Linked DNA regions of Mus musculus: region 1 is linked to region 2. The links are chromatin contacts, found by POLR2A ChIA-PET in ENCODE. All regions are on one chromosome and are shown on one strand. Each heading gives the region's core, a stretch centred on a gene start or an enhancer-like site at or near the end of the contact. The rest is flanking DNA. Distances are from core to core; before and after follow the strand shown.

Region 1 (3,911 bases), core at 344-2,843, 130 kb before region 2:
GGAGGCAGAAACCTCCTAAGTCGTGCTTGAGAGTGAGCCACTCTTAGAGATACTTGGGCCAGTCTGCGTTGGCTAAAAAATACGGAACTCAATGCATTTGCGTGTCATCCTTACGCAGAGGCCATGCTAATCTGTATCGTTCCAATTTTGGTATAGGTGCTGCTGTAGGAAGCACGCAAGTTACTTTGAAATCTTGCTAATCCAGAAAACCGCTCAGAGAACTGAGAACTCGATGGACCTCCCTGTAGCCCAGCCGAGGCAGCCTCCGGGTCTCCAAGACCTGGGACTTCCCAGGGACCTTTTCCCTAACACCGCTGGGTGGGGCCTTAGGCACCCGCCCGAGCCCACCCAGCCTTCAGTTTCACTACAGCCCGCAAGCAAGTCATAGAGGGTACTTGACTCAGTTTGCCTGGGAGAGATGGGGACCCGGAGGAGCGGGGTGCAGCTCCTGCCTTAGGCGTGGCTCCAGAACAGGATGAGGTGAAGACCCTAGTGCAAGGAAGTGGGGGATGTCTTCAAAACTCCGCCTCTCATCAAACATAAAAGATGCGGCTGCCCGGCCTGGTCTTAAAGTCAGGGCCAGCTCCCAGAGACTGGCCCGGGCGTGGCGTCCCAAGGTGCGGTGGAAATCAGGTGCACGCCTGCCCGGGCGACGGGGCAGCTGCCGGCAGACCCAGGCCTTCTGACCTCGGGCAATAGAAATCCAAGGTTGAATGAGGTCAGACGGGGGGGTTCTTTTCCTGCGCCCTGAGCCCCTCGGCAGCTGGGACCCCTTTTCCCACGCACTCTGAGTACCTCTCCCCGCCCCCTCCCGGCCCAAGGGCTGACGGACAAATGAGGAAGTCCGCAGCGGACGGCGGAAACCGTGCCGGGCGCAATGTCTGCGGCGGGACCGACCGATCCTGACTCAGGAGGACGCCCTGACAGCTGCCAAGCGGTCCTCGCCTGCCCGTTACCTCCCTTTGCCAAACTTACAAAGGAGCTGCTGCCCCGTGCCCACGAACGCATCCGGCCGGCTCGGCCGAGATCTCCGGGACTGCTGCGTCCCGGAAGGGGTTAAAAAGTTTGCCGGAGCTGGCCGTCGGGGAGGCGGGAGTGCAGAGGCGACAGGAGCAGGCCGAGCTCCCAGTGCCCCGACCGGGAAGGGCATCCTGTAGGGCCGGGGACTGCGTCCCCCGGTTCCCTAACCCCGAGGCCTCGCTGCCTATCACCCCTCGGGTGAGGATGCGGAGTCCGGTCGCACCCGACCGCGCTGAAACCCGCCACGCGGAGGCCGAGAACCACAGGGCCGTCCGCCCCAAAGGACTCGAGTCTTGTCGCCGCGCGCGCGCGCTCGGCAGCTCCGGGGCGGGACATACCGGCAAAGCTCGCTCACCTGAACCTGGGTCTGCCCGGGGAACAGGCGCTGGTTCTTCCGAGTGGACTTTCTCGAGCGCTCGGGCGGCGCGGCGGGGTGGGGCGAACGCGAGACTGGAAGCTGCAGCAGGTCAGGTTCTTGAGCCTTCCGTGCCCTGCCCAGGAACCGCGGTGATCTGCGCGCCTCACCGCACCCAGCTCTGGTGCGCGCCGCCCTCCCTGCCCCGCCCTTCCAAGAGGAGGGCGGGTCTACAGCTCGCCGCCGGCTCGTGGGTGGAGCTTCCAAGAGTCCCCGCCCTCTCCCCACACTGCCCAATCCAACAGGAGTCTGGCCTAAACTGACAGATTTTCGGCCTATAAACAGACAAGAGATGGAAGCCGGAGTGCTGAGATTCATCCTCCCCATCTGTCCCCACCTCCGCCCACCCCACCTTCCACCCGCGCTTCCTAGGCGGGAGCCACGCCTTGTTGGGCGGGTCCAATGGACAGCCAGGTTACAGGACCAGGATTGACGCGGATTTCATCCAATCAGAAGCAAGCGGCTCAGGCGCGCTGGGCTCCTGGTCCCGGCTCTGGTGTGCAGCTTGGGCCGCGCCGGGGCCGGAGGGAGCGTACTGGGGAGGTCTGAGGCTCTGACACTCCGCCCAGCGAACCGTGTTTTCCCTTCGTCCTGTCCTACCAGGAGAACAGATATTAAGTACCATATATGGGAAAAGTGGTATTTTACATAATTATGATGGCTGTGGGGGCGGTCATGGCTTCAACCCTGCATTCCGTGTGGGCGTCCTGAGTTCGATTTTGGAGCCTGCTCGCGGCTGTCCTCCAACCTCTGAACCTTTGCTCTGGCTAGTACCTCTGCCTGGAATGCAGTCTAAGCCACTCTTAACCTTTGAATAATTAACTCACACACATCTCAGATATTTGTCACTAAATTATTTTAAGGGTAGATTTCATTTGTTTTATTTTGGTTACTAACCACGAGAGGATTTTTTTTTTCATTTAAAAAAATGTACTTTGCCATTAATCTATCAGGAATTTGTCCACGCATTATTTTCTGCCCAAATTGTCCGTTTCCGAGTTGTGTCCATTGATCTATGTGGTCGATCCTGCAGCACGTCAATGCTTTCAAATGGCTTTATGAAGGCAAATTTCTCGTCATTGCTCTTAACTGTTGGAATGTTCTTGCTAACACAGTTAAAATGATCCTTCCATATAAACTTCAGGGAAAACTTACATTCTGAAGCCAAAAAGCAGCTAAAGAAAGAAAGAGATTTTGCAGCCCAGATGACCAGTGATTGCTACCCACATTACAGCAAAGACTGCTTCCCAGTTGATAAGAAAAATTTAAAAAATTTTTAAAAGGCTGAACCATCCAGGGGTTGTGGGTGGTATACCAGAACTCAAGAGGTCTGAGGTAGGAGGGGGAGTTCAAGACTAGCCTGAACTACACAGACAAGCAGTTCAAAGGTGTGAAATATATAAAGCCAATAATTACTTTTAAAACTAATCATCAAGAGACTGGAGATGTACGGGCAGTGGTGGCCCATGCCTTTAACCCCAGCACTCGGGAGGCAGAGGCAGGCAGATTTCTGAGTTCGGTCTGCAGAGTGAGTTCCAGGACAGCTAGAGCTACACAGAGAAACCCTGTCTCGGAAAAAAAAAAAAAAAAAAAAAAGCCCAGCATTGTTAGAGCCGGTGAGGAGGTGGAGCTCATCAGGTGCTGACAGGAATACGCATGCGCTTCTCCAACCACTTTGGGAAAGTGGCTCCACTAGGCCTGTAGCACACACCTGTGATTTCAGCGCTGCAGAGGGAGGCGCAGGAGGAGCTACTCTTGGCTACATAATGAGTTTAGGGCCAGTCCCCGCTAAGCACGCCTGTCCTTGGCTCTATTTACTAAAGCTTGATAGAGACCTCAAGAGTTCCACTCCGGGCTGGTGAGATGGCTCAGTGGGTAAGAGCACCCGACTGCTCTTCCAAAGGTCCAGAGTTCAAATCCCAGCAACCACATGGTGGCTCACAACCATCCGTAATGAGATCTGACTCCCTCTTCTGGAGTGTGTGAAGACAGCTACAGTGTATTTACATAAAATAATAAATAAATCTTTAAAAAAAAAAAAAAAAAAGAGTTCCACTCCGAAGCATTTATCCAACAGAAGATGAGTATTTAGATCCATCAAAGGATGTTCAGAAACGTTCACAGAAGCTTAAAACTGCCGAATGGCTCAACAAGTAAAGGTACCTGCTGACAGACCTGTATTCTATCCCTGGGACTCCCCTGGCCAAAGAGAAAGCTTACTACCTCAGCAGCAGGTTTAGTGGCTCATGTCCTAAATCCTAGTACTCAGCATTTTTGAGGCAGAGGTAAGCTAGAACTCATGGGCTCCATGACAGCCCCGGGTTATGTAATTAGACCCCGCCCCCCCCACACACACACAAAAAGAAAAAGTAGTGAGAGAAAAGTCACTCGATAGAAAAAAATGGAACCAGACATAGTATTTCCTGTTTCTAATTCCAATACTCACAACACTCCAAAGGCTGAAGCAGAGAGTGAG
Region 2 (3,680 bases), core at 981-3,480:
GAACACAAGCAGTGTGAGAAGTTTCAGAAGGAAGGCCGCCAAGTTCCAAACACTCCACCCTCCACTGAAGCTGCACTGCAGAGGTGCACCCTGGCTCTCGAGCACTGTGGACAGGGTTTTCCTGTAAACTGTTCAAAGAACACTCAAAACGCAGAACCCTGCCAACACCAGCGACATTTTCCTATGTCTCACTGATTCTAGGACAGGTTCTTTGGTGAACATCTTTGCAATGAAGCTGTGCCTTTCCTTGATGGGGTGTCCCGTCTTTCTCAGTAGAACATATGATAAAGGTGTCTTCAATTATTCAAGGAGGTAAGAGTAGTGAATTCCCCGAAACACCTTCACCAAAGCACCCAACAGCAAATGTCTCTAAACCCAGTCTCCATCAGAGGGCCTCGGTCAAAGTCTTGGTGATTGTCACCCTGCACAATTACCACTCAGTTACACAAAGGCACCGGCACACAGTGCTTTAAAGACCCTCGGGCTGCTGAGATGGTGCCACAAGTAAAGGTGGAACCAAAGTGGAAAGTGAGAACAGACCCCCACACGTGGCCTTCTCCAGCAGAATGCCACAGCACAAACTCCCACACACGTGCATACACAGACAGCAACAACAAAATCCTAAAAATAAAGGACTAAAACCAACCAAACAAGACCATCCCCTGAACCCTCAATCAGACCCCACCCTTCCAATTTTCCATCAGCACAAGTCCTGTACAGTGCATGCAGCCAAGCAAAAGGACCATTGGTGACCAAGGTGGTCACAAACTTCAGAGCAAAAGCGGCCGAGTGTCAAATGTCCATACGCAGGAGCACCAGGACACTGTTCTGACCGCTTACAGCACACGCGCTCACTAAACCCTTCGGACAATCCCGTGGGGCCAGTCCCATTTTCTGGGTAAGAAAATTTGAACACAGGCAGTGTAGCTTTGGCCCCGCAGTATATAGTATATACCACAGCTCATTTTAGGAAAGTAAAAGCTAATAGCTGTATAATCCAGGGGCTTGCTGGACACTTCCCATCAAAAACCAAAGCAAACAACAAAAGGAAAAAAAAAAAACCCATGCATTGACCACACACAAGAAACCTGAAATTGTCCACCATTAGAGCTCAGTAGCCTCTCCTCCTCCTCTGACACACGGAAGCTGGTGATACTTAGGTGACACGGACAAGAGTAAACCCAGGAGCTTCACCCTCCAAATATGAACGTATGCTAAGTTGTAGGAAGAACACGGGGTTGTGGGAGAGAGGGTGAGGTGGTGGTGGTGGGGTGTGGTGGCCTTCAAACAGCTGACATGAAGTAAGAGGCCCCAGGATGTTGGGGTGCTGTGCTGGACGCTTTACCACCGACTGCTACCACACACCCCATCTTTGAGACACAAAGCTAGCTCTGCTAACTTAAGGAGTCCATCTGCCCATCCCTTCAAAAAGTTTCCAAGGCTGTCTACTTAGGCCCGACCTCCTTCTGGTTATACTGTGGGTAGCTGGCAGCCTGACCACCTGGGGCTTTAAGCCATACCCAACAGGCTGCCCCCAAAGCAACTGTAAACTTGAGTTGTCACAAGTTCAAGATGGCTCAAGGCCTGATGTGCATCATCATCTATCTCCCTGGATGGACAGGGTTTGGTCCTTCGGCTACTGCACACGTGAATCAGAAAGAAAGCAGTAGGGGAAAAGTAAAACGGCGCGACAGCTGTATTGGCCACAATACAGTGTGGGTCACTGGGGACACTACAGGTGGGGGCCATTAACTCCTGGGCTCCGTTTCCGATCAGAGCTGGAACCTACTCTCAGCCCCCCATTTCGGAGCACAGAAACAATCTGTTCGAACCCCTAGAGGAGGCTACGTCGCCCCACAACCCACCCCACGGCGCTGAGCAGAGCGCCGAGCGAGGGATCCACACACAAGGTCCGGTGTCCTGCATTCTGAGTCGTGCCTGGGACCACCGGGGGCCAATTCCCGCCCCGCCCAGCGGAGGGGCACAGGCGACAGGACGTAAAGGAAGGCTCTTCCGGGAGCTCCCGAAGCCACGTCTAGCCCAGGCTGGCTCGCGAGGTCCGCAGGGTCCCACGAAACAAGCCGCTCACCTGCAAAAGCCTTCACGGGCCCGGATGGCGACAGATGGCCCGGGGAAAAAACTGCGATTGCCGGGATACTCCGAGGAGTCAAGGCAGGAGGGAAGATGCGCGCGCAGGGGCCGGTGCCGTAAACGGCGACCAGCGCTGTCGTAAATGGCCCTACCACTTCCTTCTTAGTCAGCGGAAAAATGTCAAGCCGTAAAGTGAGACACAACCGGAAGTGTGTCACAGCTCTCGGCTTTAAAAAAAAAAAAAAAAAAAATCCTCGTTCGCCCCTGAGGTGCCAGACACAAGTGAGGGGATTACGTCAGTGGCGTCTGGGGACGCCCGGAGAGGTTCAGAACTGAATCGTGGTCACGCTCGGGGCCAGAGAAGCCGGGGCGGGGAGTCGGAGCTGTCCCCGCGGTGTCCCATAATGCTTCGCGCCAGGCTCGCCTCCTCTGCCTCCCACAATGCCCCGCCGCGCTCGCTGGCCCCAGCGTGGTCGTCGGTCTGGCTGATCGTTATCTGGAGAGTGGCCCGGCGCGTTTCGTGTGCTTGTCACTTGTGGCCCCAACGCAGGGTGGCAAATGACCTGCCTAGTCCGGGTTGCTAGAGCTTCGGGGTGCCCGCTAGGACTCAAACCTTTGTCCCACAGGTCACAAGCGTCTTTCAACGGAGATTTCTGGTCGCTATTTTTTAAAGCAGATTTAGAGTGCCTCGCTCTAAATCGATATTCAGATCGGGGCTATCCAAGCTACGTCTTAATTGATCATCACAGTTCACAGGGTGCGGGTCAGTGTGACCTCTTGGCGTCTTCCACCCCCTGCAGCCGTCTGGAAAGAGACTCGGGATGGGCGTTTTTTAAAAAGCTGGTCCCTTCTGCCTGCTGTTTATGTTTCCTTGATAGTTTCTCAGCAGATCTCCTTGATTAGAAAATACATCTTTAAAAAAAGAAAAAAAAAAAACATCTTAGATACATGTGGTGTCCAGGGTCAGCCAAGTGTAGTTTTATGGCCTTCATATCTGACATCTCTCTCCCCTCCTCCCTTAATGAAACTGGAAATGCTAGATAATAAATTGTAAAATAAATGGTTGTCAAAGGACATTTCCACATTCGGGTCCTTACCGTGGATACCACTGGGATGAATTTGATCAGGTGATTTGGCCTCTACCTGTGTTGGAAATGGTAATGTTGGTGGGATTACCCATTTCACTAATTTACCAATGAGCTTGCCTTCCCGTTTCCCCAATTTGTGTTCTCAGGATTTGGTGGGTCCTGCTGGGTCCTCGTCATTAACTTAAATTTCCCACCACATTGGGACTAGCCTGTCTGTGTTGTAACTTCAGCCGTACCTGAGTGCTGTCTGCCCTCATAGTACCATCTCCCTCATTGTTCGAACCATTCATACTCCCAGTGGGTTGCTCCTCAGGATGCTCAAAGCTCTTCCCACACTTCCGAGGGAAGATGTGGCCTGACATCTCCCTGCCCTTCTGAACAACCTCTGCTCTGGCCACCACGACCCTGCTCTCATTCCTCTCCCAGCAGGTCCCACACTTGCTGTACTTTCTGCCCCAAAGGTTTACTGTCACTGTCTGGGTCCTATTGTGTGTGTGTGTG

Evidence for each region. ChIA-PET counts read pairs that join two places held with the same protein, here RNA polymerase II (POLR2A).
Region 1: POLR2A ChIA-PET joins it to region 2 with 13 read pairs in Patski. The contact joins the promoter of Myh9 here to the promoter of Eif3d in region 2. POLR2A ChIA-PET finds 5 or more read pairs at or near these places in 3 of 5 experiments (Patski and embryonic stem cell).

Annotation. Positions count from the first base shown.
Region 1 is chr15:77,840,582-77,844,492 of GRCm38, forward strand. It overlaps Myh9 (myosin, heavy polypeptide 9, non-muscle), which reads right to left and starts at 1,594. Exons shown (of 41, transcript NM_022410.3): 1 at 1,376-1,594. It also overlaps the pseudogene Gm22107.
Region 2 is chr15:77,968,594-77,972,273 of GRCm38, forward strand. It overlaps Eif3d (eukaryotic translation initiation factor 3, subunit D), which reads right to left and starts at 2,231. Exons shown (of 15, transcript NM_018749.2): 1 at 2,090-2,231.